2 separate regions of the Homo sapiens genome follow, and region 2 is linked to region 1. Evidence: chromatin loops called from intact Hi-C (ENCODE). Cell type or tissue: mammary epithelial cell. All regions are shown on one strand. Links, peaks and the distances in the headings refer to the core of each region. The heading gives the core; the rest is flanking DNA.

Region 1 (15,329 bases), core at 3,223-11,222:
TCAGCCACCCAAGTAGCTGGGATTACAGGCGCCCGCCACCACGCCTGGCTAATTTTTTGTATTTTTAGTAGAAATGGGGTTTCACCATGTTGGCCAGGCTGGTCTCAAACTCTTGACCTCAAGTGATCCTCCTGCCTCGGCCTCCCAAAGTTCTGGGATTACAGGCATGAGCCACTGTGCCTGGATGGTCAATTGATTTTTGACACGGACAACGAATGGATCGAATGGGATAGCAGAGTCCACTTGTGCCGTGGAATACACAAACACGCACCAGGGGAAATGAGCCTCAGCCCTGACTTCCACCACAAGCAGGAGTGAATTTGAGGTGGATCATACACCTCAACACAAAAGCGATGTCCTATGTCTTTATGACCCTGGAGGAGAAAAAAATTGCCTAAAAATCATAAAAAACAAATTCCAATAGAAATGACTGGTAAATATGCAAAGACTGGACTGAAGAACTTTGATTTGAGAAAAGACGTCATAAAGGGAGAGGAAGGCCCAGCCACAGACTCGGAGGCAGCACCTGCAACATTCCTCAGGGAGGAGGGCTGGAATCTGGGTGCATGAAGAGCTCCTATGAATGAATGAGAAGAAGACAGACAATCCCACAGAAGAACAAGGGATAGCCTTAAACAGAGATGTCACACCAAAGAAGATACAACTTGTAAATGGGCCCAGGGAAAGACACGCAATCTCACTGGTGATCTGGGAAACCAAAAAGCAACATCTCAACAGCAGACCGTGGTGCAGGCCCCCCAGACAAGCAGCCCCGGGCCGTGTGACCTCGTGCTCCTGCGGATGTGAAGCAAGGCCCTCAAGCCCAGTGTGGCCCCGTAGGACCCTCTGTGACCAGGCAGAGCTGGGCTTCTGGGCTGTCCAGTAGGGCAGCCGTTGCCCACAGGTCGCTATGGAGCATGTGAAATGTGGCCCTTGTGGAGGAGGACCTGAATTTTCACTATTATTTAATTTGGATCAATTTAAGTTTAAATAGCCAGATGTGGCAGTGACAGCCACGCTGGACAGCACAGTCTTGTACACTGTTGGTGGGAGTGTAAACTTGCACAACCACTTTGAAAAAGAACTCGGTGGGCTAGGCGAGGTGGCTCATGCCTGTAATCCAGCACCTTGGGAGGCTGAGGTGGGCAGACAGCCTGAGTTCAGGAGTTCCACACCAGCCTGGGAAACATGGCGAAACCCTGTGTCTACAAAAAAATACAAAAACTAGCCAGGTGCGGTGGTGCGTGCCTGTAGTTCCAGCTACTCAGGAGCTGAGGCAGGAGGATTGCTTGAGCCCGGGAGGTCGAGGCTGCAGTGAGCTGTGACTGCACCACTGCACTCCAGCCTAGGCGACAGAGACCCTGTCTCAACATAAAAAGAACTCACTTTGGTATTAGCTGATGCCAGTGAGGCTGGCTATGCCCTGTGATGCAGGCATGAGCCCCAGCCAGGTGCCCTGTGGGAACTCACACACAGGCCAAGGGGCAGTGCAGAACGGCCTTCGCAACAGTGTGTACCACGAACGCTCCCAAGTGTGCACTGGCAGAAGGACGGATCTAGAACCCGAGGCTCTCTCAGGAAAGGAAACGCCACGCAGTGGTGAGGACAGGAAGTGCGGCTCACACCGGAAGTGCGGCTCACACCGGAAGTGCGGCTCACACCGGAAGTGCGGCTCACACAGGCTGTGGAGAACCGGCCCAGCTCCGCGCTGAGCTGCAGGGCGTGCGGAACGCGCACCACGCGAAGACAGACAGGAGGAGGACGGAGGTTTCTGGATCTCGATGCGTATGTGGGAAAACGATCAAGAGAAGCAAGGAGGAGACGCAAGCGATTCCCGATGGCGGCGGGCTGCAGGGCAGGAGGCATGGGGAGGGCAGGGCCCGCCCGTTTCTCGGCACCTCTCCCCGCTGGTGCGCGTCTAACAACAGCCACAGCTGCAGAGCTAGACAGAAGCCCCCCGCAGCCCGGCCCCTCCAGGGGGCACCGCAGAGCCTCTTCCCCGCCCTGTGCGGCTCCGCCCGTGCTGGGCCTGCTGGGCCAATGCTGGAGGTGCCTTCAAGTCTTCGGTTAGCGTCAACGTGAATGTACATTTTCGTCCACTCCAAAAACAACACTTAGTGGCACATAAGAATATTTTCTTGCTTAACCGTCACTTAACATCGAAGGCCTAGGAAAATTCTCTACTTTCCAGCCCTCCCCTGGGCCCCTCAGCCCCCTGGAATGCTGCCCTGAGGCCCTCACCGCCCGCCCACCCTGGCTTGGCCTGGCAGCCTGGCTCACCTGCGGGCTGCTCCTCCTCCTGCTCCTTGTCCAGCTTCTCCAGCTCCTTCCGGCTCTGCATGTCCGCCTGGGAGGACTCCGTGCCCTCTAGCTGCTGCTCAGAGAAGCTGGTGGCGGCTTTGTCATACAAGCTTTTATCTTCGTAGGTCAGGAGACTGCTCTAGAGAGGAGAATCAACATCCTGGCTTGGGAGGTTTCCCACCTCCTTTTCCCAGTCAGCTGCCGGAACTCCCATGAGGACAGGCCGTGTTGGGGGCTGGACCCTGGCTCCAGCGTGGCCCCTCAGCTGCCTCCTCGGCTGCCTGCTCTCGTCTCACCCATCCTGGTTGTGGGATCACAGCAGCAGCTCACCCAGAGACTCAGAGTCACCCCTCAGCCTCCCTCACTCCAGGCCGGGTGGGCATGGCTGTGCTGCCCCAGCCTGGGAGTGTGAGCCACATCTTCCTCTTGGTCCAACCCTCCTTCCTCCTTGGCTGGCTAGAGGCTGAGGCTTCTCTCCACCTGAGCCTTGGGACACCCATACCCGTGACAGGACAAGACGCGCTCACACTTGGAACAGGTGCAGCTGTGGCCATGGAGTGCACCTGTCCAGTCCTCCCACCCCCACACCTGGGGCTTCAGAGATGCGTCGGGGGAGGCTGGGTCTCCTGGGGCCCTCGGGCCTGGAGCTGCTGGCCAGCACCCCTGCTGCTACGTGCCTGAGAAAGGGAGTGTCCTGCTGCTGCTGCCCCTGAGGCCAGGTGACTGCAGGTGTCCTACAGAAGAAGCTGGTCTCTTCTGCTTAGGCTGATTTGAGGAGGCCCCCACACTGCCCTCCTTCTCCCAGGCCCACTGTTGATACCCTCATGTTGTCACCTCTGTTCACCCACATGGGACTGGATTTGGGGGGCAGGTCCCCACACTCCCCCATGGCTGAGTGGCACACTCACTAATTTCAGGGCAGACTGGGAGTCGTCCATCTCACAGGGCTCTGAAGCTGGCAGGAACTTGAAAGTCGTGCCCAAGCCCCCAACGTTGGTCAGCGTGATGGTCCGAGACGTGGTCTCTCCTACCACGTAGCTGCCGAAGTCAATGAGCTCCTTGTCGAGGGACAGCTGCCAGAGGACATGGAGTGAACTCAGGGCCACCGTGCCAGGCCCACAGGGTGCCCAGCGTGAGGCCTGCACGTGGCTCCAGGCAGGGCTGCCCTGAGCATTTGTGCGCGTTGTGCACTGCACAAGCAGGTACACGATTCAACCCAGAAATCAGGTGTGTATTGCTCATGACAAGGTGTGGCACGCGAGTCTGGTTTTAAGAACATCAAGGCAGGAGCCCCCTCGCCACGGAGTAACAAGGGTTCAGTGAGAGGACGCAGGGCCCGGATGCAGGGCCTAAACAAGGAGCCTGGACACGGGGCTTTGGAGGTCCTGAGGATGGATGGTGTCATTCCTGGGTGAGGTCAGCTGGACTCTGGATACAGGGACCCAGGGAGCATCCTTCCAGAACGGGAGCACGCCCTCCATGGGGGTGCCTCACCATGCCCGCTGTGGGCCACAGGCCACAGAAGCTCTGGTGCTGGCTAAGGATGCAGGCCCGGGCCATACCTCGGCTCTGCCCAATGGCCCCTCCTCGGGAGGCTTTTCTGGGCTCTGAGTTTGGAGGCCCAGGGGCTCCCCACTCTGTGCTCCTGCTCCAGGGGCAGGACCAGGGGCCACCGACGCAAATGGACGTGGTTCGCAGAGGGCGGTCGGGGTCCAGCCAAGGGAGGCCGCCTCCTTCCCGCCTGCACCGCCTGGGTCCTGTTCTCCCCTTGTTCAGATGGGGTTTTACTGTTTTTACAGTCCCCAGCCTGGACGCTCCCCTGGGAGAAGCAAGCCCCTGCTCAGGGGAGCCGAGGGTCTCGGTGCTCCTGTCACAGAGGAGCACTTGACACTGCAAAGACCAAATGCGGGAGAGGCCGGGGCAGCTCTGGCCAGGACACCTGGGGCCTCGCCGGGCACGTGCTCCATGATGCTGATCCGGAGTGGAGCAGGCCAGTACCAGACTCCTGCCGGGCTCCCAGGCTGAGCAGGAGGGAGCCGGAGCCTGGCTGTCTGCGGGGGGGCGGGGGACTTCCTGCTGCCCCTGGCCCTGGTGCTCGGTGTCCTGGGCCTGAGTCTTGGCTCACCAAGAGCCCGCACAGCCGAGTGCCGGCCCAACCGTGACCGCTCTGAGGAGAAGGCGGCAGCCACAGGGCAAGGAGCTGCTCGGGTGCCCTAGGACGGCAGTGGTCCCTGCATGAACCCAAGCGGGGCCACTTGAGTGCCAAGAGGAAGGGAGACTAAAGTGACTGGAACACACCAAATACTCAAACACTGGTGAGCCTATGAAGAAACTGAGAGGAAAACACTTCTCTCTCTGCCACCATCGGTGACTCTCATCCCAACCCCTCTCCACGGCGACACGCGGTGAAGGAGGAAGCACGCGACAGAGAAAGTTACACAGGTGCTCATCAAAGGTGGCTTGGGGCCAGCGTGGCCTGGATCACGGGTGACCATGAGGGCGTCTGCTGATCTTCCTGGGGTGGGGGACATAGCGCGCCTCTGCCCTTCGCCTGCCCCGGCTTGTTCCTCCTCTAGTGTAAGAATGGGCCTCTTCCTGCCCCGCTGACGCAGGCTCAGGCTGTGAGACTTGCCTTGACCTGAGAATTCTTAGGAGATAATGACGTCCCCACTGTCCTCTGGGAGATGCTCGTGCTGCCGTAGCTGCCACTCTGGAGTCCAGCCTGGACGGGGCTGGCCGCAGAGGGCTTCACACTCGCGGCTGAGCCAGGAGCCGTTTGCTGTGTGGCAGGTGCGGTGCGAGCTGACCAATTACTCGGCGGGGGCCGGGGGGACAATGATGTGTGGGTTCCTGGTTTACTGGAGATGCATGCTGAAGTTTCTGAGGGTGGAGTGTTGACATTTTACTAATGTACTTTGAAATGGATCAGCAACAACAGATATAGCAGTTGATGGACCAAGCAAAGGTGTCCGAGGCCGACAATGTGGAGTCTGGGAGGATGCGGGGTCCGGGTTGCAGCGCGTGGAGCCTTGTTCTGCTGTTCTGTTTTCCTCTATGCTTGAAATTTTTCTTAGTTAAAAAGAATCAGGCGGGATCCCCCCAAGAGCTGCAGATGAATGTTAAGTTTTCCTGAGCCACAGGCCCTGCAGTCTGGGCTCCACACAGAGCAGGGTTTGTCTCATTTTTCCAGCACTGGTCCGAGTGCCCCACGTTCGAGACCCCACCTAAGGTTCGGCTCAGGCCCACCTGAGCTGCTGTTGGAAGAAGGGGCTCAGCCCCTGGTGAAGATTGGAGCTTCCACCTGGTCCCCCCGCCAACCTGCACCCCCTCCCAGGAGATGCCGTCCCCCACTGGGGTTCCCAGCCAGCATGCCCCGAGAAATGCTGGCTCGGACACCTTTGAACTCACCGAACATTTCTTTGTTGAACATTTCAGTGGAACTGAAAACTCGCCCGTCTGAGCCAAAAATGAGATATTTCCTTCTAGATCCTTGTTTATCTAAAACATAAAACAACCCCCACCACAATACACTTCTGCAACTTTTGTGTGTTTTGTTTTTTTTTTGGACAGGGTCTGGCTCTGTTGGCCAGGCTGGGGTGCAGTGGCACCTGCTCGATTCACTGCAACCCCCCTCCACCCACCCCCACCTGGGGTCCAAGCGATCCTCCCACCTCAGCCTCTCCACTAGCTGGGATTACAGGCATGCGCCACCATATCTGGCTAATTGTATTTTTTGTAGAGACGGGGTCTCGCCATGTTGCCCAGGCTGGTCTTGAACTTCTGGGCTCAAGCGACCCTCCTGCCTTGGCCTCCCAAAGTGCTGGGATTACAGGCATAAGCCACCACACCCCTCCCTCCTGTAACTTTAGCCTGTTACATGTGCCGTGGCTACCTGGGCCAGGGCCGCCTGCCACCTGCCCAGCTCGGGTGACCCCAGGGGAAAGAGTCAGTAGAGGGCATCTCAGGAGGGCTGGACACTAGCTTCCTGGAACATCCCAGCCCTCCCGACTTAGACCCGAGAGTGCACGCCCTCGGCCACTAACCCAGAGGAGCTGCGCCGCGGTTCTGCCCAGCATTCAGGAATATGTTGAGTGTATTTTTGGAAGTAAAATAGCAAAACAGGGGCCTGCGTGATCCTCACTGAGAGGCCAAGTGCATCCTTCCCCCATCATGTTCTGCGCCACCATGCCCGATCACAGGCTCCACCCACCACCACCTCCCCTTCGAGAGAGAACGGGCCCCTCTGACTCACCATCGGCTTGAAGGTGACAAGCACTTCACAGGACATTCCGGCTGACAGGGGGCCAGGGGGGTCAAAGCTGCAGGACGTGACCCATAGCACACGGGGGTTAGTGCTGCGGAGGGCAGACGCTCGCCTCACCACCCAGAGCACAGTCAGGCTGGGCCTCCTGGCCTCCTCCCCATCCCGGGCCTGGCCCCCTGCCCAGCCGCCTTCACCCCGGGGAGTGCTGGATCTGCTGCATTCCCTGCTGCCGCCAGTACCTGGCAGGCAGGGGGCGCTCCAGTGTGTGCGAACGTTTGTGGAGTGAGGGAGTTAATCACTGAAGGCGTGAGGCAAGTCCCCAGGCCAACTGCCAGGAAATGGGACCCCATGGGTCGGAGAGGGCCACAGTTCCCCTGGGCACAGGTGCCAGGCCTGGGACCGGGGCTCTAGGGCTTTGATACCAATATGGGACCAGGGGGCTGTGGGCAGGAGCCAGGAAGAGAGCTGGAACTGGGAGTCCTGAGACAGCTGGGACCCTCGGGACCCTCTCAGCCCCTTTCAGGGAAAGAACCACAAAAATAGCCCCTACTGCACAGGCCACTTGAGGGAGCTGGTCTGTCTTGGCCCAGATCAGGGTGAGGGAGCATCTCCCCAAGGAATTCCTGACGCCAGGCTGATTTCACAAGGTTGGATTTTACCTAATGTGCTTGGTTTAGAAATGCACAAGCTAAAATTTTAATGTAAAATGTGTCCCTGGCTGGCAACATTCCCACGGCACCAGCAGAAGCAAACCCAAAGCTCCTCCAATTGGGAGGGAAATGCTTTGGTGCCGACTGCACAGAGCCCGGGATGGAGCTGCCGGGGAGAGGAGCAGAATCCGAGAGGGTGGACGTGCGTGCCTCACATAAACCAGCAGCAGAGTGCAGGGCCGAGCTCCAAACCCTTCAGATGACAGAAGCGTGGAGTGGGGATGTTAGAGGACGTATAGATAAAATGGTTAGAGACAGAAATAGAGAATTCCAGACGTGAGAAAAGAACAAGACACTGTCAAGAAATGCAGACTCATCCAAAACAGAACTTGGCATTTTTAGAAATGAGAGACAGGGCAGCTGAGTAAGAAACTTACTGAGCAATTTCAACCGTTGATTAGCAGCACTAAGGGGACAAGTGGTGAACCGAGCAGCACCTAGAGCACCACCCAATGCGAAAAAGAGACAAGAAATTTCCAACCCGACGGGGAGGTTTCAAAAGGAGGAGCAGGAGGGCAGAGCCGGAGAATGAATGGGGGAGGGGCGATGCCTGGGGAGCTGGGGCTGAGAAGTTCCCAAAATTGTTCAAAGATCTGAATCTTCAGATTCAACAGCACAGTGAGGTCTAAGAAAAATCAGCCCACACCAGACGCACAGCAGAGCTGCGGGACATTAAGGATGAGAGAATCTCAGAGCAAGCAGGCGGAAAGCCAGGTATCCTCCAAAAAAACCAGCACCTGGACCGAGGCCACCTCCCACTCCAGCAACAAGAGGCAGAGGGCAGGAGAGTGGTGGCCTCAACCTGTTGAGAGAAAATAACCGTCCATGAGAAGTTCTCATCCCAGCGTGGGGAGGAATGCCTCGGTGGCTGAGAGCACAGCGACCACCTAAACCCACCTCTGCACGCGCCCTCCAGAAACCACATGGATCAATGAGAGAAACAGGCGGGCTGCAGAAATCCCATGCCTTCAGCATGACTAGAGGACACAGAACCCTCCAGACTTAAAATTAACCATAAGGTGAAAAGTAAACACCAACCTCCAGCATGCATTCTCCATGCCCGCCTTCACAGAGAGCTACGAAGGTCTGAAAAACTGCAGGGAAGAGAGGAAGGAGACGGGAACAAAGACCCTAAGACTGACCTAAAATCAGCTCCCCAAAGAGAACATCACAGCCTCCACAAGAAAATACCAAGTCCCAGTGAGTCAGTGCTGATCTCAGGGAGGGGCCATCAGAGCCCACGCGCCCCTGGGGGCAGCCTCAGGAAGATGCCTCGTGGGAGAAGAGGAGGCCCCTCTGGAGCCTGGGCAGCAAGGGGGGAATGAGGATCCTGCCCTTGCTGACCCTCTTTTGAGAAGCTGCACTTCACAACGCTCGCGGGAGTGGAAACTCCTGAACTGGGAATCCGAAAGCCATCCTGGACCTACAAACCTGTCCACAAAGAGAAAACTGGCAGGAAGCAGGAAGTAGAAGAGAAAGAACTTTCTTAAAAATAAAGTAAGTTAGGCTGGGTGCTGTGGCTCACGCCTGTAATCCTAGCATTTTGGGAGGCCGAGGTGGGCCTCGGATCACCTGAGGTCAGGAGTTCATGACCAGCCTGGCCAACATGGTGAAACCCCGTCTCTACTAAAATACAAAAAATTAACCGGACGTGGTGGCAGGCGCCTGTTATCCGAGCTACTCAGGAGGCTGAGGCAGAAGAATCGCTTGAACCCAGGAGGCAGAGGTTGCAGGGAGCCGAGATTGTGCCACTATACTCCAGCCTGGGCAACAAGAGTGAAACTCCATCTCAAAAAAAAAAAAAAAAAAGTAAGTTACTAAGGAGCAGAAGAAAAGAGAAACATTGCAGAAAACATGGAAAAGGCCGTCAGAGGGAAAAATGAAGAAAAATAAAATAAAAGAGAAAAGAAGAAAATGGGCCAGGCACAGGGGCTCACACCTGTAATCCCAGCACTTGGGGAGGCTGAGGCAGGTGGATCACTTGAGCTCAGGAGTTTGAGACCAGCCTGGGAAACACAGTGAAACCCTGTCTCTACAAAAAATAGAAAAATTAGCCGGGCTTGGTGGCACACAGCTGTGGTCCCAGTTACTCAGGAGGCTGATTGAGGCAGGAGGATTGCTGGAGCCTGGGAAATTGAGGCTGCAGTGAACTGAGATCGTGCCACTGCACTCCAGTCTGGGTGACAGAGCAAGACCCTGTCAAAAACAAAACAAAGAAAAGGAAAGCAGAAAGCATTAAAGGCAACCAGAAGGAAAACATCAGACACCAAAGACCAGCAAGGAGGATCCAAAACACAGGTAAGTGGAGTCTGCAAGGAAGCAAATGGAAACATTGTTACAGAGTGAAAGCACGGCCTTAATTCAGGGAGGCAGTGCTGAAATGAAGACAGCTTTCACCTTGACACTGAAAACACTGGCTAATTGCCAGGGAAAACTTATCAGAATGGTCAACATCAAAACATAACAATACAAAAGGAAACTCTGACAAGGTGTGGTGGCTCATGCCTGTAATACCAGTACTTTGGGAAGCCAAGGCAGGTGGACCGCCTGAGGTCAGGAGTTCGAGACCAGCCTGGGCAACATGGTAAAACCCGGTCTCTACTAAAAATATAAAAATTAGCCAGGCGTAGTGGCAGGTGCCTGTAATCCCAGCTACTGGGGAGGCTGAGGCAGGAGAATCTCTTGAATCCAGGAGGTAGAGGTTGCAGTGAGCTGAGACCGCGCCATCGCACTTGCACTCCAGCCTGGGCGACAGAGCAAGACTCCATCTCAAAAAAAAAAAAAAAAAAAAAAAAAAAGGCAGCAAAACAAAACGAAGAAAAACAAAAGGAAACTTGGGCAGCCAGGCAAAGTTCCAGCCATTCGTGAAGGGAAATGGGCTCGGTCTCGGACGACTTTGACACAAGAAGACAGAGGAGCCCCCTCTACAAAATCTTCGTGAAAATCGGACCTGAGGGCTTATGCCCATATAGAGCCTGTTCCAGCCGTTCTGAACATGAAGGGACCTATGAACCTCCTGCTGTCCCTGCACCGCGTCCCTCCCTGTCTGAGCCGTCCTCTTACTCAACGTGGATGAAGTCCCGGAGGTGCTCCTCCACGCCCACCAGCTTGCAGTAGTTGATCGTGTAGGTGGTGTTTACCAACGTGATCTTTTTCTTGTACACTTTGCCAATATCAAAGTCCTGGGAAAGGCCGAGGTAGCAGCTTCAGAGCGGGTCACAGGGGGCTGTGCTGTGAGCACCGAGGCAGCTTTGCCTCAAGGTAACCGCTGGTGAGCATTTGCCAACTAGGGAGAGGTTCCCAGGGAACAATTTCCAAGGTTTCTCCCAGAATCGAGAAGGCCCCTGGGGTGCATGAAGGACAGGTCTGGGGGTGGAACCTGTCACATAAGAGCCTTCGCCACTTGAGGCAGGACAGGGCCTTGCTGGGGCCCGCAGGTGGGAGTAAGAGAAAAGGCTCAGACACTGTGGGTTCCAAGGTGGGTCCCTGACTCCATGGATGGACTTGAGCTGGGGTCAAATACAGGAGCCCACAGCCTGCTCTGTCTTGCAGAGTTTGGCAGAGGCGTCCAGGCACCAACCTCAGCCTCACATGTTCCCACCCTGTCCCTGCTACATCCCTGTCCCGAGGTTCAGGGGACCCCCACTGCCCCAAGTGGCACAGGGCTTTCGGGGCCACGGCACCCCCATTGCTCAGACTGGCGTCCAGCCCTCCATGGGGATGGGGCCCTCTCCCTCCACCTCCTGGAAGAGAAGGTCCACACTTGGGCCTGTGCCTCCTGAGGAAGCCCCCGGGTTTTCCAGCGTTAAAAAGCGAAAGGCAGGCCAGGCGCAGTGGCTCATGCCTGCAATCCCAGCACTTTGGGAGGCTGAGGCGGGCAGATCGCCTGAGGTCAGGAGTTCGAGACCAGCCTGGCCTACATGGTGAAACCCCGTCTCTACTAAAAATACAAAAATTAGCCAGGCGTGGTGGCAGGCGCCTGTAATCCCTGCTACTCGGGAGGCTGAGGCAGGAGAATCGCTTGAACCCAGGAGGCGGAGGTTGCAGTGACCTGAGATTATGCCGTTGCACTCCAGCCTGGGCGACAGAGTGAGACTCCATCTCAAAAAAAAGCAAAAGGTGTCAGGGGTTGGGCTGCGGCAGGGCTCCCCTGCTGTCCTGTGCTGCTGCCCGTCCCGTTCCTGGCCCAGCTGCGGGCTCACCTGGAAGTGGAGGAGCTCCGGTTTGCTGTTGAAGGGGCGTCCTTGGAACTCACGCCCCCACACCACCTGCTTGTGGACCACCCTGCTCCGCAGCCGCTCCACCGTGCGCTCCAGGATGTCCTTGTCCATCTTTGTCCCGCCCACGGGCTTTCGGTCCACGTCCTCCTTGGGCACCTGGGGGTCACAGAGACAGAGGCTGGGGCTGTTAGCGGCTCCACCTGGGCGGCGCCGGTGGCAGCTCGGAGGCGAGGGTAGCGGTTAGCAGAGCACGGACAGCCCAGCCCCACCGGCTGCCACCAGCGCTGGAGCTGGGAAGAGCCCCATGGCCCGGGGAGTTGCTCTGAGTTGCTCAGAAAGGCCCTGGGGACCGACTGACTTTCTGCTCCATTGACAAGGCAGGGACCCCTCACTTCCAAAAAAGAGGAAACCAGGAAACAAGAGCAGACAGCTCCAGATTCAGGTGGATTTCTGGGAAATGATGTGGAGGGGGAACTTTCCAGATTGTTAAATCAGGACAAGAGGAAGGTTTTGAAAGGTTCTGCAGGAAGCAGTTTTCTCGAGCGGGCAGTGTCAGCACACACTGGGCTTTCTCAGATGAAAAGCCGCTTCCCTGGCCAACACCAGCAACCAGGAAGATCAGAACTGGAGTCCTGAACTGTCCCTTCAGAAGCTGCTTGGACTCTGCGTGGGTCCTGGCTCTGGGCTGTGGGCTGTCCCTGCTGGTGCCCATGCCCGGCAGCCGGGCAGCCTCCTCCCTGGCTTCCCGGGGTGGGGGGGGCACTTGGCACCCTCCTCTTGTCCAGAGGCAGCCTTCTCCCTTGGGTGTCCCCAGTGGGCAGGTGGTGGCTCTGCCTGGCCTGTCTTGTTCACCACCCTGGTCAGCCCGGCATCCCCAGAACCAGCAGAACCAGGTGGCTTTTGCCCTGACAGTAGAGGTGGCCAATGCTTACAGAAACCGGGCGGCGGGCATTGCCCTCCCACGTGGGACAGGGCCACAGCCTGAGCCACACTGCTGCAGAGACCGTGTCTTGCTGTAACTGCTCTTTCAGAGGCAGAAGGACCCCAGCGCCAGATGGGGCATGTTTCTTACAAAAGGCCGTCAAAGAAAGTTTGCACGCTTCTTCTAGAAAGATGCTTCTCCAATAGTACACGGAGTAGCTCAGAGTCATTCCCTCAGCCTTTCAGCTTTGGAGCCCCACCGTCCCTCCCCGTTACACCATGGTGACCGAGCTGTCTGTCAGGGGGAGCTTGGGGTCGTCGAGCACGCGTGGTGCCCTCCAGGCTCCGCGAAGAGGGAAAGGCATGAGTGTGGAGAGGGAGGCGGGGGGCGTCCACACACAGGAGAGGGTGGCGGGAGATGGCAGGCACAGCCAGGAGAAGCCTCAGAGCAGCTGGTGTGGCCGGGGCAGGCGTGGGAGGTGGCGAGCCGGCGACAGAGGGCCGGGGTCCGTCTGCAAGCGTCTAAAGGAGCAGGAGCTGATACCTGGTATGGCTTGTAGTCTTCATTCCAAAGCCCAGAGATCTCGGGCTCAGCTAACGTTTCCTCCTCTGAGCTGGCCCCGGGGTCCCCCTGGATAAGCTCACTGGAAACGACTTCCAGCAACCGAGAGGGCCCGGGGCCTGCAGCAGCCTCGTAGTCCTGCAGTCGGGGAGAGGAACATCGCAAAGACACGCTCATGACAGAGAACAGGGAAGAGAAACTCGGCCCAGCCCCCGCCGGTATGGCCCGCTGCCTGCCCCCGTTCTTCTGCCTCACGTACTCTGCATGGAGATAGCGGTGCACACGGTTTTGTAACTTTTTCTACTTGAAATATAAGTATTTTAATACATTATTAAATATTTTTCTACAATGCTCAGAAGAGTCTGCAAAATATTTCCTTTGATAGGAAAATGTTCTAATTCACGGACTGGCATCCTTGGCGCCGATCCTCAGGCACTCATCTGTTCTCATTTTTTTTTTTTTTTTTGAGACGCAGTCTTGCACTGTCACCTGGGCTAGAGTGTAGCAGCGCGATCTCAGCTCACTGCAACTTCTATCTCCCGGGTTCACATGATTCTCCTGCCTCAGCCTCCCGAGTAGCTGGGATTGCAGGCGCCCGCCACCACACCCAGCTAATTTTTTGTATTTTTAGTAGAGATGGGGTTTCACTATGTTGGCCAGGCTGGTCTCGAACTCTTGATCTCATGATCCACTCACCCTAGCCTCCCAAAGTACTGGGATTACAGGTGTGAGCCACCGCGCCTGGCGCAGTTCTCATTTCTGTGGATATAAGCCATGCCCGGGAAAAGCCCCAGGCTGACCCCAGGAGGATGGCTGTGGTGGTTTCCTCAGAATGAGTTTGGGGACGGAGCCTTGCCTATCTGCTCTGGCTCTGTCCCAGGCCTGCTGGAGAAGGGGGAACTGGGCCGGGTAGACAGGGTTCTTCTTCCTGGGGACCGTCCTATGGAGCGACAGACAGGAAGTCTGGACGGGGCCAGCGCATTGCTGTTACTGTGACCTGTATAGTGCCACAGGTGGTGCCACAGAAAATCGCAGGGAGCAGCTCACGGGTGGGGGTGGGGGCAGGGGAGGCTTCTCTGGAGCAAGGAGGCGCAGCAGGGTGCTCCTGGCGGAGGGATCGGCGGGTGCAAAGGCCCCGGCGTGAGACGGGCAGTGAGGGGTGGATGGGGCAAAGGCTCAGCCCAGGCACTGGGAGCCTGGGTAGCAGGAAAGGACCTTCTCTGGTGCCCTGAAGGGCACCGCAGAGACCCTGTGGAGGCCAAAGCTGAGGCAGCCCAAGGCTTTCTCTTTCCCAGCAGGGCATCGGTTGCAGCAGTGACCTTGACCTTCAGGTTTTGGGGTACACAAGGGCAGAGACTGCAGCACTGTGCCAGACTCAGGAGAGGACCATCGTCCCTACCCCACACCTTTAGGGAAAGGTAAACTAGAAATACATTCCCCCAACTGAAGCCAGTTGCCTGCAGCAGCAGTGGACACCAAGCAGGCCCTGGATGTGAGTGAGTGAGTGAATGAGTAAGTGAGTGAATAAGTGAATGTGTGAGTGAATGAATGAATGAGTGAATCAGTGAGTGAGTGAATGAGTGAATGAGTAAAGAATGAATGAGTGAATGAGTGAGCGAATGAGTGAATGAATGAGTGAATGAGTGAATGAATAAGTGTATCAGTGAGTGAGTGAATGAATGAGTGAATGAGTAAAGAGTGAATGAGTGAATGAATGAGTGAATGAATGAAGAATGAGTGAGTGAATGAATGAAGAAAGAATGAGTGAGTGAACGAATAAAGGATGAGTGAGTGAATGAATGAGTGATAGGAAAGCTGTCCTCTAGGTGCTATCAGGAGTGCTTTGTAGCAGGGTGATCCCAGGCATGTGGTCTGAACGGCTGTGCACATCTCCCTGGCAGGCGGCTGACCCAGCTCTACAGGGCCAGGCAAGGTGGTCCCAGCCTGGTGGGCAGCAACACTGCTGGGGGTGACGCAGGGTCTGGTGGGCACACCGAGACCAGGAGGACACTGGACCCTTGCTGGGGATGCTGCGGCCATGGGCCTCTCTCATGTGGTGGGTCCGTAGTGTGTCTTGTCCCCTTGTCCTTGAGCTGAGTGGCGGCCACTCAGCGGGCTCAGCAACCCCCTGCAGGTGGCCATGGTGCTGAGGTCCTCAGAGGATGTCTCACCACACCTGAGCCCTGAGGCCCCACCTGCCCTCCACAGGTGTGCGGCTTCTGTCTACAGGAAGGCGTTTTGCTCACCAGTGTGTACGTGTTGGTTGGGACTGTGGTCTTCTTGCAAAAGTCAGAAATGTAGTTCCAGGTCTTGTCCCTCAGGGTCAGCCGGTGCCTGGCACTGGTGGGGGG
Region 2 (15,329 bases), core at 2,655-10,654, 180 kb after region 1:
CACCAGGCCTCTGTCAAACCCCAAGCCGCATCCTGGGAGGGCTGGGTGGGCTGAGCCGCCCGCTGCCGTGAGGCCTCTTTGACCTGCGCTCCTGGAGGACCCCTGACTTCTTGGTTTCGCTCTGAATCTTCCATTTAAAGGAAGAGGAGCAGGTTTTACCATCCGTGTGGCCTGATTTCAGCAGTTTCCAGTCAGGGCTAGTCATTTGCTTGTTTTAAAAACATTCCGTTACAATTTCCACTTCAGTATATTTGTGGCACTTTCATTTGGTTCATGAAAGTCGCTTTTATGATGGAATTTTATAAAAGCACAAAGCTTCCCATTGTACGTTCCGTTTCTGAAGATTCTGTTTACACACACATCCGTTTCAAAGAGTTTTGGAGGAGCAAAGTGGGACACGGTGTTGAGGAAGGACAAGACCAGCCGTCTGGTTACAGGCTTGGTGCCGCCTTTCTCATAAGAGGCACAGTCCGCATGGGCTGGACTGTCAAATGCATGTTATAAAGATGATGTTTTTGGTAACTTGCGAATGGAAACGGGTGCACGGTCGGTTTGGCTCTCCTGCCCTGAGATTTATTAGGTTAAAGGAAACTCGACTGGAGAGCCCGGGGCCTCGCGCCGCTTGCGTCTGGCGAGTTGTTGAAGTGAAGTCAGTGGCGCTCTGCACCTTAGCCTGGCCCAGGCTCCACTGTGGCGTCCACTCTTCCTCCTCTGACAGTCATGTGTAAATATTGAGGCCCGTTTGAACTATCCCTGTGCGGAAAAAAAGGCCTGTTTTTCACAGGGCTGCCTGGGGAGGAGGGGGGTGGAAAGGAAAACAGGCAGGGGACAGACGGACCCGGCCTGCGTTGGCCTGGGGTGACTTCACGGCTCCACTGTCAGCAAGCGGCCGTCCCGTGGTGGATCCTGTCCGCCCTGCGAGGACACCTGGCTCCATCCACACCTGGGCCTCTGTCTCCAGCCGCCGAGGCCGTGACACCATGAGGATCATGTGAGGAGGGGCAGAGAGAGGCCTCCGGGAGGCCGTCATTCCAGCCCTGCCTTCCCTGCCTGGGAGGACGCTGCGGCCGCCACCACCTGGACGGGAGTGGCCTGTCGCAGCTGCACCCTGCGTGGGCTCGTGGCTGCCACGCTGTTTCTTTACACCTTTCTCATATCCTTTCCAGAATCTATCTACCGCCGGGGAGCCAGAAGATGGAGGAAGCTGTACCGTGCCAACGGCCACCTCTTCCAAGCCAAGCGCTTTAACAGGGTGAGTGGCCCCCTTGGGACTAGTCCCTCAAGGGGCCTTTTGTTACTTTTAAAAGCAAAGAGAGAGGAGGGGAGGCACGTCCCGCTGAGCCCAGGCTGGGCTCTTTTTGGCGCCCGAGGGCAAGGTTACAGAAATGCTTTCTCTGGTGCAGGATGAGGCTTTGACTAGGGCTGTCTGAGGCGGGAAGTGCCCTCCGGGCCTTTCCCTGCGTGGTGGCTGCCCAGTGAATGCTGTCTGTGTCTGCCTGGCTGTGTGACTCTTATCAGGGCTCAGGGCTCACTGGCCTGAGGCCCCAGCCTGCCTGCATCCAGAGTGGGGCGGCCGCATTCCATCCGCATGTAGCGCCAGGGTGTGTGTTTTCAGCCGCACACAGTGTTGCCTAGTAGCTAAGAGTCTCCGTGAACCCTGGAAGCTCCTTCAGCCCCATCCCTGCTTGGGCCTCTGTCTTCCCAGCGGCCACCCACGGGGGCCCTTTCCAGAGGACACTTAGCTTATTTTCCTTGTTTCTCTTTATGATGCTTTTCTAGTTCCTATGAAATGGGTGATTCAGATGCTTTTGTAATTGTTCTGTTTCACAGTGGAAGGGGAGGTGTCTGGGTGTGCCTTGGTGGCCCTGGAGTTGGTCCCACACAGGGAGTGTCTTGGGGGTGCGTGGAAGTATACAGGGCCTGTCCCCACTGCGGGACTCCACACAGAGCCCCTGACAGCCCCTCACAGGAGCGGTGGCCCTGGGGCTACCTTTGCATTCCACACTCACCTGCCACGTGGCCTCACGTGTCAACCTCCGCTGGGTGTACGGCACCTCTGTCTCCTGGAGCGGCCTCAAGTCACCTGCCCCTCCTTCTACTCCCATGGTCTGCCCTCTAGACCATCAGGAAGTTCTGTTCATGTGAGCCACTCCTCCTGCCCCTGCGTGTGCTCGGTCCCTGTCATGTGGCAAGAGTGGGTCTGGACTCCCATTCCTCTTGGGGCTAACACAGGTGAGGATGCAGGACAAGCTCCTGAGTGACTGAAGAGGGGTGTGGTGGGAACTAGGCTCCAGGAGATGAGCAGGTCAGCACTAGGAAGACCTGGACATTGCCTGGAGAGCCCAGAGGACTTCCTGGAGGAGGAGGCATCTGATCATACTGCCTGGGAGGTCAGTGCAGAGGAGATGCCAGGAGCACCGAGGATGTGGCAGGCACGGGAGAGTCCAGCCAGTGTCTGGGAGGCCCTGAGGACGAGGTTGGGGACACCAGGAAATGGGGAGCCTAGGCGGCTGTGTGCTTAGGGCAGGTGGGTGTGGGTGAACAGGCAGTTTGGCTCAGGCTGGGACTCAGGAGAGTGTGGCTGGAGGTGGCCACATTGGGAATATCTGTGGAGTATGGTGCCAGGGAGTGTTGCAGCACAGAGATCCCGTCCGCACCCCAGCCCACCCTGGCCGCCTTTTCTGAGGACACACGTTGTGAGTCTTCTGGGGCTGCAGAACACAGCACCACTAACTGGCAGCTTAAACAATGGAAACTTGCTCTCCGGCAGTCTGGGGCTGGAAGTCCAAAACGAAGGTGTCTTTATGAGTCAGGGTTCTCCAGAGGGATGGTACCAATGGGATGCATGTACATGAAAGGGAGTTGATTAGGGAGAACTGGCCCTCGGGCGCACAAGACGAAGTCTTACGATAGGCCAGCTGCAGGCTGGGGAAGAAAGAAGCCAGCAGTGGCTCACTCCGAGTCCAAAAGCCTCAGAAGCAGGGAAGCCGACAGTGCAGCCTTCAGCCTCTGCCAGAGGCTCCAGAGCCCCCGGCAAACCACTAATAAGTCCCGGAGTCTAAAGGCCCAAGAACCTGGAATCTGATGTCCCAGGGTAGGACGAGTGGCAGGAAGCATCCAGCATGGGAGAAAGATGAAAGCCAGAAGACCCAGGAAAACTGCTTCTCCCACCTGCTTCCGCCTGCTTTGCCCCAGCCGCACTGGCAGCTGATTGGACGCCACCGCCCACCCACATTGAGGGTGGGTCTTGCCCTCCCAGTCCACTGACTCAAATACCAGTCTCAGGGCAGCGCCCTCATAGACACACCCAGATGCAATACTTCACCAGTTCTCTAGGCATCCTTCAACCCAGTCAAGTCGGCGCCTGGTGTGACCCATTACAGTGCCGCAGGGCTGCGCCCTCCTTCCCCCGCAGCCACTGGTAGCTGCGGGCAGCCTTGTTCCTGTGCTGGCAGAGGAACCACTCACCTCTGTTTCCGTCTCCACATGGCCTCCTCTGTATCTGTCTCTTCTGTCATTCTGCATGACGGATTAGCCCAGAGTGAACCCTACCCACCCAGTGACATGGGCCAGGGCTCCGGGCAGCACAGGGTGTGGCCTCTCACTGTGCAGCTTTGAGGAGAAAAGTCCATTCTGCCGATGGCAGGTGCAGACCATAAGTGACCCTCCCCCTCCCCACCACCACCAGTGAGCAAAAGCTTTTCCTTTCCTTCCTGCAGACACTGGAGGAAAGGGTGGCAGGTGGACCCACCACAGCCCCGCTCTGCTGTGGAGGTACAGCCCTTCTGGGCGTGTGAACGAGCCAGTTTCACAAACACAGAGGCCAAGGCGAGAGTGGCCCGAAAGCCTGCAACCTGACTGCTCAGGGAGGGCGGCTGCCCTGCAGTTCAGCCTGTCCGATTCCCGCCTAATTGTGCCCGGGCTCTGATCTCGCCACCTGCTCGTAACGTTCTCTGTCCGGACCTCAGAGCCGCTCCATGTAGTGCTCACTTCATGTTAATTGCAGGACCACTCAGATCACCTCTGCTGTCACTTAAAAGGGGCATTTCAGGAGGAAAGCACTTGGTTTTGTGTGAATCAGTAAGACTTAAAGGGGAACAAGCACCCAGGAGAAGAGAGACTTTTCCGTCCTCTTTGTTGGTGAAGCGAGGATGAAAGAGTGGGCATCCGTCGCTGGGGACTGGGCTCCCCGCCCAGCTCTTTCTGTGCACTTGAAAGCACTGCCCTTGGACTTTGAGAAGGAAGCGTTCAGTGGGGGAGCCAAAGGGAGAGAGCCAGCGAGGTTCTGAAGAAGGAGGTGAGGAGGGGCTGCCTCCTCCATGAAGGATGGTGCCGGGGGTGGCAGGGAAGCCCACTCAGTGGAACAGAACTGCTGGGTCAGAGCTGGCCCAGGGCTGAGCACTTCTTGCAGAGGAGGGAAGGGATCCTCCAGTAAATCCTGAGGAGGTGATTGGTTAATTATCAGCCCAGGAATGGGGGGTGAGGTGGGTAGGAATCCAGGCTGCTGGCTCCCATCACAGTAAACGGCAGGTGGATTGAGGTTAAAAAAAAATCACAGGGCCCGGCGCAGTGGCTCACGCCTGTAATCCCAGCACTTTGGGAGGCCGAGATGGGTGATCGCTTGAGGCCAGGAGTTCAAGATCCATCTGGCCAACATGGTGAAACCCATCTGTACTAAAAATACAAAAATTAGCCAGGCGTGGTGGCACGTGCCTGTAATCCCAGCTACTCAGGAGTCTGAGGCAGGAGAATCACTTGAACCCAGGAGGCGGGGGTTGCGGTGAGCTGAGATTGTGCCACTGGGCGACAGAGTGAGACTCCGTCTCAAATAAATAAAAAGAAGAAACCTAGAAGCTGTGCAGATCTCTGGAGAAAAACCGGGCAGTGAGGACCAGAGGGTCTTTAGACTCAGCCACACAGAATTTTCAGATTTTTTCAGTTTCCAAATTAAATGCAAAAAACATACAGGAAAGGGGTTTGTAGCACGTAAAACCCAGAAGAGATCCAGACATCTCACACTTAGAATTGAAGAGCTCCTACACAAAGGCTTTTGGTAAATGCTGGGACCGAGAAGCTGAGAACCGGTGTGAATGGTTAATGAAGTAAGACTGTAATTGTTTAGAGATGAGGACAGCATGACCTCCACAGGTGATCAGGGAAACACAAGACATTTTCTCTGTCAACATCAAAGATGTTAAAAGTAATTAAAGCCGGCCGGGCGTGGTGGCTCACGCCTGTAATTCCAGCACTTTGGGAGGCCGAGGTGGGTGGATCACGAGGTCAGCAGTTCAAGACCAGCCTGGCCAAGTTGGTGAAACCCCGTGTCTACTAAAAATACAAAAAAAGTAGCCAGGCGTGGTGGTGGGTTCCTCTAATCCCAGCTACTCGGGAGGCTGAGGCAGAGAATTGCTTGAACCCGGGAGGCAGAGGTTGTAGTGAGCCGAGATGGCACCACTGCACTCCAGCCTGGGCGACAGAGCAGGACTCTGTCTCAAAACAACACAAAACAAAAACAAAACAACAAAAAAGTAATTAAAGCCCAGGGTTGCTGTCATGGGGTCTGCCAACCCTGGGGATGTGGGACAGGCATGGACCCTACTCTCTGGAAATCACGCAGAAATGTGCAGCGATGTTCCCATCCTGCCTCTCTTCAAAAGAAATCACCCGTCATTCGGAGGTTTGTGTATGGGGAAGATCAGCTCAGCATTATTTTTACAAGCAAGAGTGGGAATCGTGTCTGGAGTTAGCTACTCCCTTTGCTGTGAACAACCCACTCCACCACGTGGGGTATAAACCATGGTAGGGCCACGTCTCTGAGCTGTGGCTGCTGGAGAGCCCTCTGCTGGTGGCACATAGGGCACAAGTGCCGCAGGGACAGCTGGGTGGATGGCCCAAGACTTTGGCCTTTATCATGAGTGGACAGAGGAGTGACCACTTGGGTCCCTGGAGAAGAGGCTATAGAGAGTGAGGGTGGGGAAGGGAGATCAGAAGATGCCATCCATGAGCAGCAGTGCCTGTCAGATTTGGTCCAAGCAGTGCCCTCAGGTGGCTGGCAGAGGCCAATGCAATTCCTTTTCAAGCCAGCATCAAAGAATTCCTGATGATAAATAAATCAGGCATCTGAGCTCGCAATGGAAAACCACAAAACACAGTGGGAAGCAGGATATCCTGAGTCCAAGCTGGTAAAAGCCCAGACAGAGGCTCCAACCATCAGAATAGGTAAGGGTGTGACAGGTCTAAAACATGAAAATGGGCGATTGAAAATATGAGCAGGAGGCCGGGCGCGGTGGCTCACGCATGTAATCCCAGCACTTTGGGAGGCCGAGGCAGGCGGAGTGCCTGAGGTCAGGAGTTCGAGACCAGCCTGGTCAACATAGTGAAACACTGTCTCTACTAAAAATACAACAAAAATTTAGCCAGGCGTGGTGGTGGGTGCCTGTAATCCCAGGTACTCGGTAGGCTGAGGCAGGGGAATGGCTTGAACCAGGGAGCTGGAGGTTTCAGTGAGCTGAGAACATGCCACTGTACTCCAGCTTGGGTGACAGAGTGAGACTCCGTCTCAAAAAAAAAGAAAGAAAATGTGAGCAGGGAGGCCAGGTGCAGTAGCTCACACCTGTAATCCCAGCACTTTGGGAGGCTGGAGCGGGCAGATCACCTGAGGTCAGGGGTTCGAGACGAGCCTGGCCAACATGGCGAAACTTTGTCTCTACTAAAAATAAAAAATCAGCCGGACGTGGTGGCAGGTGCCTATAATCCCAGCTACTCAGGAGGCTGAGACAGGAGAATCGCTTGAACCCAGGAGGCGGAGGCTGCAGTGAGCCAAGATCGTACCACTGCACTCCAGCCTGGGGAACAGAGCGAGGCGCGAGGCTGTCGGAGGGAGGGAATATGAGCAAGGAACAAGTTGGCAGCATGTAAGACGTACTTAAAACGTTTTTACCCATTAATCTATGAATTCCTCTGAGTTTCTGAGAATGGAAACTTGGGGTTTAGGTTTTATTTTTTTAATGTCACATTTCCTGAAATGTTACTATTCAAATATAGATTTGAAACAAGAGCTTTTGACAGAGCTTGGGCAGCCTCACTTACAAAGCACACACGTGAGGTCTCTGTGGTGGGTGCCAACCCTTGGCAGATTCACACTGCCCTTGTCAGCAGATGTCCTGGCCTGACCCCAGGTAAGGGTGGCTCCCCACGGAAAGGAACCTTGGTCAATTTGTTTTTTGTTTGTTTGTTTGTTTTTCTTTTTCTTTTTTTTTTTTTTTTTTGAGACACAGTCTCACTCTGTTGCCCAGGCTGGAGTGCAGTGGCGTGATCTTGACTCACTGCAACCTCTGCCTCCTGGGTTCAAGTGATTCTCCTGCTTCAGCCTCCCGAGTAGCTGGGATTACAGATGTGCGCCACCACGCCCAGCTAATTTTTGTACTTTTAGTGGAGATGGGGTTTCTCCATGTTGGTCAGGCTGATCTCGAACTCCTGACCGCAAGTGATCCGCCCGCCTTGGCCTCCCAAAGTGCTGGGATTACAGGCATGAGCCACTGCGCCTGGCCAATCTTGGTTAATTTGTAAAGATACCTGGTGGCTGTGAATTTGGTCTTAACTAGGACCGTAGTGTTGCAGAGTAAGATGTTAAATGGTGACCTAGAGAAAGCCAAACACATTAGGCACATTATACCAAAAGAACTTGACTTTTAAATAATGGTTTTAGAAATGGAAGCTGGTGTTCTTCTGCGCTGTGGACGCGGAGGAGAATGGAGCAGGTCTGCACAGCCAAAGTGCCTCCTTTCACTCCAGGGTCCAGGCATCCAGCAGCCGAAGCGCCTCCTTTCACTCCAGGGTCCACACATCCAGCAGCCGAAGCGCCTCCTTTCACTCCAGGGTCCACACATCCAGCAGCCGAAGCGCCTCTTTTCACTCCAGGGTCCACACATCCAGCAGCCGAAGCGCCTCCTTTCAATCCAGGGTCCACACATCCAGCAGCCGAAGCGCCTCCTTTCACTCCAGGGTCCACACATCCAACAGCCGAAGCGCCTCCTTTCTCTCCAGGGTCCACACATCCAGCAGCCGAAGCGCCTCCTTTCACTCCAGGGTCCACACATCCAGCAGCCGAAGCGCCTCCTTTCACTCCAGGGTCCACACATCCAGCAGCCGAAGCGCCTCCTTTCAATCCAGGGTCCACACATCCAGCAGCCGAAGCGCCTCCTTTCACTCTAGGGTCCAGGCATCCAGCAGCCGAAGCGCCTCCTTTCAATCCAGGGTCCACACATCCAGCAGCCGAAGCGCCCTCCTTTCAATCCAGGGTCCAGGCATCTAGCAGCCGAAGCGCCTCCTTTCAATCCAGGGTCCACACATCCAGCAGCCGAAGCGCCTCCTTTCAATCCAGGGTCCACACATCCAGCAGGTGCCGACTGGGGCAAAACTCCCAATGCCGGCATTAAGCTAGATTGGCCCGGAATCAGAGGTCTTGGGTGGGATGCCCCCTCTCACCCATCCCTCCTTCGAATAGAGCCCACGGTCCTGGTGTGGCTCTGTCATGGCTGGGCTGATGTAGGTAGCATGTGCAGAGGATGTGGAGTCGGCTCCTTTTTCCTGTGACGAAGTTGAAAGCGATGATGCATGTGTGTTTTCTTACCCGATGCCCACTGTGTGCTGGGCACTGTCCTAGGTGCTGGTCATCCGGCCCCACCCAAACAAGTGGGCTGTGTGGGCGGGGGGAGGGTCCCCGGGCCCTGACGTCCCGAGCAGGCTCTTCTGATGAGCAGGAGAGTCCCGTAGAGGGTCTGGACCCCCTTTGCTCAGCCGCACCTGATGCCCACATGTGCTGAGGGTCCCGGTTCCTCACGTGAACTCAGTGCTGTATTTTCTCTTCAGTCCCGTTTCCTCACGTGAATTCAGTGCAGGCGGTTCACAGTACACTGTATTTCCTCTTCTTTTTTTTTTTTTTTTTTTTTGAGATGGAGTCTCACTCTGTCGCCCAGGCTGGAGTGCAGTGACGCAATCTCGGCTCACTGCAAGCTCCGCCTCCGGGGTTCACGCCATTCTCCTGCCTCAGCCTCCCGAGTACCTGGGACTACAGGTGCCCGCCACCACACCTGGCTAATTTTTTGTATTTTGTAGTAGAGACGGGGTTTCACCGTGTTAGCCAGGATGGTCTCAATCTCCTGACCTCCTGATCCACCCGCCTCGGCCTCCCCAAGTGCTGGGATTACAGGCGTGAGCCACCACGCCCGGCCTATATTTCCTCGTCTTAACTCAGGTGTGAGGTGAGCTCTGTAATAGGAAGGAAATTTGTGAAAAATGGTAAAAGAGGGAAAAGCATATGAAAGGGCTGTGTCTGGAAAGAATCTGAATTGGAGGCTCTGGGCACATGGTGACAGTGCAGATGCACCCCTTTACTCCCAGGAACACTTTGGGCACTTAGGCAAGGCAGAAAATGTCCAAGCAGGTCCCGACAACATTCATTCTCATGCCTTTTGTAACATTTAAACGTTCATGAAAACATCGCCAAACAAGCTGATAATTACCATCATTTTGGAATTGTTCAGAACCATGAAGAATAAAGAAGGATCATTTAAAATCTTGAAAAATACTGAACAAAGAATACTAAGATAATTGCAGGCTGCCATGTAGCAGTTCAAGATGTTCATGAGTCCGAGTTCCCCTTCTCTGAGGCTGTCAGGAGGAGGTTCTGTTTGAATGAAGGTCAGGCAGGGGGTACCCCCACACACTCTGCTTAGCCCTAGACGGGACCCCAGGCTGCTCTACGCAGAGCGCAGCAGGAGCTGCAGCCCCCCAGCCCCTGCAAGCCACGGGGCCTTGCCTGAAGCAGCACCTCGTCACCCCTGCCCGATGGCACCTCCCCTGTGTCCCCTCATGCAGAGCAGGGTTCCAGGCCTCTCCTTGGGGCCACTGGTTCCCCCAACCTTGGGATAGACCCAAGAGGAGGCTCTCAAGCTTGGGCAAGCCTGGCGCCCGGAAGGGACAAGGTGCCGGGGCCACCTGTTGCCCGGCTCAGTGTCCTCTTTTGAGAAGGTATAGGTGTGGAAGGCCCTGCCTGTCCTCTCCGCTGGCCCCTCAGTGTGGCCTGGGCCTGACGCTCTGTTCCCACCTGCAGAGAGCGTACTGCGGTCAGTGCAGCGAGAGGATATGGGGCCTCGCGAGGCAAGGCTACAGGTGCATCAACTGCAAACTGCTGGTCCATAAGCGCTGCCACGGCCTCGTCCCGCTGACCTGCAGGAAGCATATGGTGAGTGGCAGGGCTGGGGAGGCCCGGGGGGCACGGGCGGGGTCGGGGCGTGGCAGCCAGCCCATTGTCCAAGCAGACCTTGGTGACCCTGGGTTCTTCAAGAGGGGCCGTGGTGCCGTCCTAGCTCTGGGCTGCAGCGTGAGACTCAGGCGGCAGTCTTGGATAGGACCCATCTTCCTGAGCCCCCACAAGCCCCCGGCACACTCTGCTCATTGGGGCATGAGGCTCAGGCAGCAGGCTCAGGTAGGACGTGGTACGCTCTGCTCAGTGGGTCGGAGGTAAGGTTCATTCATACCCCAGTCTTGAACCAGCTCTTAAGGACTGTGGAGGTGAAAGCCAGGTCTGACCTAGTAGCATTGGGCACGCTGAGGCTCCGAACATCTGGAGCCTCTCCCTGGCATCCCCCCTGGGAAGCCATGCCCAGCCTGTGATGAGGGCGGCACCTTCCCTCCGCCATCCCCGAGTGCTTGGACTTGAAGCATCCAGGCCTTTGGGGGCCTTATTGACTTTTGCTTATTGAAGGCTGCCTCTGGCATTTCCGTGTGGCCCCCTGCATCCCACTGAACCACGGGGGTGAGGCCTGGACTGAACATTCAACTCCCTGGGCCCTGCTGCAGCGTGCAGTGGGTGTGTCTGGGGAGGGTGGCTTGTCTGCATCTTGCTGTGGCATGGGAGGAAAGGCGCCTGTGGCAGTGACGTGCCCTCTCCTCTGTTACGGGATAAAGACAGAGTCTGGATCAGGGTGTCACCCCAGGATCACCAGCCACAGGGATGGGGGACCACGCAGGCTGGTGCATGCGTTGGCACAGTCCTTCCAGAGGTCCTTCAGCTGCATCTGCCAAAAAGCCTGTAATGCCCTTTGACCTCATAGGTCCACTTTAGCGTAAGCAAATGAGACCGGCCCCAGAAATGTGGTCAGCTAGAGGCGGAGGGAGGCCAGAGCCTGCCACCCAGCTGACCACCAGTACTGGTGGCTCCATTATGACATATCTGCAGGCGGAACCCAGAGGCCCTTAGAATGGCCCCCTGATGCTTGGTTACTGACAGGATGCAGCTTTGGGACAGGGGAGATGACCAAGCATTGTGCAAAATATCCCGTTGTATAAAGCACTTGGTGGAAAGGTCATGGCCTGCAGTACCGAGTGGCCACCTCCGTCTGCAGAATCATAGGTAATGTTTATGTTCTTTATCTAATTCAGTAAAATAGCATAACAATTAGATTTTTATATACTATATTACAGTATACCCATTGTAATGTGTAAATATGTAAATCATAAATAGTCTTGAAGTGGCCAGGTGCAGAGGCTCACACCTGTAATCCCAACACTTTGGGAGGCCAAGGTGGGAAGATCACTTGAGGCCAGGAGTTCAAGACCAGCCTGAGCAATATGGTGAGACCCCATCTCTACAAAAAAAATACAAAAATTAGCCAGGCATGGTGGTGCGCACCTGTAGTGCCCGCTGCTCTGGAAGCTGAGGCGGGAGGATTGCTCGAGCTCAGGAGGTTGAAGCTGCAGTGAGCCGTGATCGCGCCACTGCTCTCCAGCCTGGATGATGACAGACTGTGACCCTGTCTGTAAAAAAAAGTTCTTAATTTTAAAAAGTCACAAAGTGTTTACAGAAGCTACATTGTAACACCTGCTCTAGCACTTGGTCATGCTGCCATCTCTGTGTCTCTCCGGCAGGATTCTGTCATGCCTTCCCAAGAGCCTCCAGTAGACGACAAGAACGAGGACGCCGACCTTCCTTCCGAGGAGACAGATGGAAGTAGGCGCTGCTTTCTTCCGGCCGGGTAGAGCCTGGGCATCACCTCACCCTGCTCACCTCTGCCTTCTAGCCACGAGTCCTTTCTCAGTCCCATCTGCTCTGCAGGGGTCATTGTCTTCAAGCCTGGCCACCCTTCCCTGGGGCTGGGGATGAGGCTCTCCAGGGCCTCCTCTCAATCCCCGGCAGAGATGAGCAGGGTGAGCTGGCCCTCCCTGGAGGCTGCTGGGCAGGGATGCCTCCGTGAAGTGCTGTTGTGGTTGCCCAGGGGTGCAGAGCCTCTTCCTCTAACCAGCTCCGGGAGTTCTCGAAGGCACTTAGTGCAGCAGCCACCATGGCCGGGCACCTCCCACAATCTGGCTGCTGCACAGAGCTGAGCCCTATCTGGGGAAAGCCTGGCGAGGTGGCTGCTGCACACACAGCGTGGCAGTGGCATGGTCCTTGGATTTTTGTGAGGTTTTGTTTGTTGTGGGGAAGGACTTGTTTTATTGCTAAGAAGCATTCAGAGAGAGATCTCAAACACCAGTTGGACTTACAGCCCAGGTTTGAGCCTCCACACCTGCACCTCTGCACGGGGGTGTGAGAGCCTCACTTTCACTTGATGCATGTGAGTTCTGTCTCATTGGGAGACCACAGAACATAAAGCACTTATGAGACCACAGAACATAAAGCACTTAGTTCACACAGTGCCTCACGCAAAAGAGATGCCTCACAAACAACTGCCTGCCCACCTGCTCCTCCACCCACCTATCCTCTATACAGATATTCATCCGTACATCATCCATTCACCCACCTAGCCAACCAACCAGCCCTCATCCAGCCAACCAGCCATCCTCCACCCGCCCATTCTCCATCCATCCACCACCTATCCATCTATCCACGATCCATCCATCTCGTCATCCAGCCAGCCAGCCAGCCATCCTCCACCCACCCATCCTCCAGCTATCTTCCATTCGTTCATCTGTTGTCCACTGACCTCTCCATCTATCCATGTATCTATTGTCCACTGACCTCTCCATCTATCCATCTATTGTCCACTGACCTCTCCGTCTATCCGTCTATTGTCCACTGACCTCTCCATCCAACCGTCTATTGTCCACTGACCTCTCCATCTATCCATCCATCTTTTGTCCACTGACGTCTCCATCTATCCATCTGTCTGTTGTCCACTGACCTCTCCACCCATCTATCTGTTGTCCACTGACCTCTCCATCTTTCCATCTGTTGTCCACTGACCTCTCCATCTATCCATCTATTGTCCACTGACCTCTCTATCTATCCATCTATTGTTCACTGACCTCTCCTTCCATCTATCTGTTGTCCACTGACCTCTCCATCTATCCATCTATCTTGTCCACTGACGTCTCCATCTATCCACACATCTGTTGTCCACTGACGTCTCCATCTGTTCATCTATCTGTTGTCCACTGACCTCTCCACCCATCTGTCTGTTGTCCACTGACCTCTCCATCTTTCCGTCTATTGTCCACTGACCTTTCCATCTATCCAGCTATTGTCCACTGACCTCTCCATCTATCCATCCATCTATTGTCCACTGACGTCTCCATCTGTCCATCTATCTGTTGTCCACTGACCTGTCCACCCATCTGTCTGTTGTCCACTGACCTCTCCATCTATCCATCCACTGTCCACTGACCTCTCCATCTATCCATCCATTGTCCACTGACCTCTCCATCTATCCATCCATCTATTGTCCACTGACGTCTCCATCTGTCCATCTATCTGTTGTCCACTGACCTGTCCACCCATCTGTCTGTAGTCCACTGACCTCTCCATCTTTCCGTCTGTTGTCCACTGACCTCTCCGTCTATCCATCTATCTATTGTCCACTGACCTCTCCATCTATCCATCTATTGTCCACTGACCTCTCCATCTATCCATCCATCTATTGTCCACTGACCTCTCCATCTATCCATCCACTGTCCACTGACCTCTCCATCTATCCATCCATCTATTGTCTACTGACCTCTCCATCTATCCATCCATCTATTGTCCACTGACGTCTCCATCTATCCATCTGTCTGTTGTCCACTGACCTGTCCACCCATCTGTCTGTTGTCCACTGACCTCTCCATCTTTCCGTCTGTTGTCCACTGACCTCTCCGTCTATCCATCTATCTGTTGTCCACTGACCTCTCCATCTATCCATCTATTGTCCACTGACCTCTCCATCTATCCATCCATCTATTGTCCACTGACCTCTCCATCTGTCCATCCACTGTCCACTGACCTCTCCATCTATCCACCTATTGTCCACTGACCTCTCCGTCTATCCATCCATCTATTGTCCACTAACCTCTCCATCTATCCATCCATCTATTGTCCACTGACCTCTCCATCTATCCATCCATTGTGCACTGACCTCTCCATCTATCCGTCTTCTATCCAGGCCTCCATTCATCCCCCATCTAGTCATCCTCCATCCATCCACCAGACATCCACTCCTGCCCCTACCCACCCATTCACTAGACACCAAAATCCGGTGACGAATTATTTGCAGATGGACCCCTGGGGACGTATGTCACGAATGTACATCCCCAGGTCCCATGGTCAGAGTCGGCAGGTGTGAGTGGGGCCCAGGAAACTGCATTTTCAGAAGACTCTAAATTAGAATCAGACATGGCTGCTGTGTGGATTCACCCTTCACCGTCACCCTGCAGAGGAGCAAGGTCCACAGGGTCGCTGTGTTCCCAGTGCGTTCCTGACCACACCGTAACGCCCCTTCCTTCCTCCCTCTCTCACCAGTTGCTTACATTTCCTCATCCCGGAAGCATGACAGCATTAAAGACGACTCGGAGGTGAGTGTGTGGAGCAGCTCGCTGCCATTTCCGACGTCCTCTGGAAAGTCTGTGAGCCTGTCTCTGGGGTAGTCACGGAAATCTAGATGTGAAATAGACATGGTCCGGGGTGTTGCTAACTAATCTTCACGGGTGTGGATGTCTAGAAGGAAGTCCTTATTCTTGGGTCTTACTTCAGGCATGTCCTTGATGAATACCTGCAGGCAGCTGTCCCCGCAGGTGGTCTGGGGACCACACCCTGCGGGGGAAGCCGTGCCCCACATCCTCTCCATTCAGGTGGTACAGTGGCCCAGGGGCTGGCTTTTGAGCTGCAATTTTTATCAAGTTGTGTCTGCACCATGCCTTCCGAATTGTGTTGCCTCATTTGGCCATCCTGGCAAACCCTCTGAAGCCCTTTCATGTCCTTCCCCAACTTGAGCCAAGAGGCTCAACTGAGCCTCACGTCTGTGGCCAGCTCTGCACCATAAACCCTGAGAAGGGAACAGAAGAGCTTGCTGCGT

Evidence for each region. Hi-C counts contacts between places; a loop is a spot of excess contacts. Peaks named below come from ENCODE experiments on the same cell type or tissue, not always from the same donor. Only the 100,000 strongest peaks of a DNase experiment are listed, where the experiment ranks them.
Region 2: it touches region 1 in a loop (9-fold over the local background); 3 of 110 quality-filtered maps call a loop at or near these places.

Annotation. Positions count from the first base shown.
Region 1 is chr1:1,953,411-1,968,739 of GRCh38, forward strand. It overlaps CFAP74 (cilia and flagella associated protein 74), which reads right to left. Exons shown (of 39, transcript NM_001304360.2): 11 at 15,225-15,329; 12 at 12,961-13,116; 13 at 11,478-11,651; 14 at 10,339-10,457; 15 at 6,554-6,620; 16 at 5,710-5,799; 17 at 3,210-3,374; 18 at 2,281-2,440. LOC107984872 (a long non-coding RNA gene) reads left to right here and starts at 3,958. Exons shown (of 3, transcript XR_007065354.1): 1 at 3,958-4,743; 2 at 4,954-5,091; 3 at 5,492-5,620. RefSeq lists enhancers at 4,240-4,880, 4,881-5,520, 6,466-7,171. In mammary epithelial cell, for the core only: a CTCF peak has its summit at 6,809; a DNase peak (open chromatin) is centred at 6,811; H3K27me3 peaks cover 313 bases.
Region 2 is chr1:2,134,096-2,149,424 of GRCh38, forward strand. It overlaps PRKCZ (protein kinase C zeta), which reads left to right. Exons shown (of 18, transcript NM_002744.6): 5 at 1,167-1,252; 6 at 10,115-10,246; 7 at 11,932-12,013; 8 at 14,777-14,829. Among named protein-coding and RNA genes, the nearest start is that of PRKCZ-AS1, 42 kb to the right of the region's middle. RefSeq lists enhancers at 2,819-3,767, 5,863-6,446. In mammary epithelial cell, for the core only: a CTCF peak has its summit at 6,015 (motif pointing left); a DNase peak (open chromatin) is centred at 6,136; H3K27ac peaks cover 482 bases.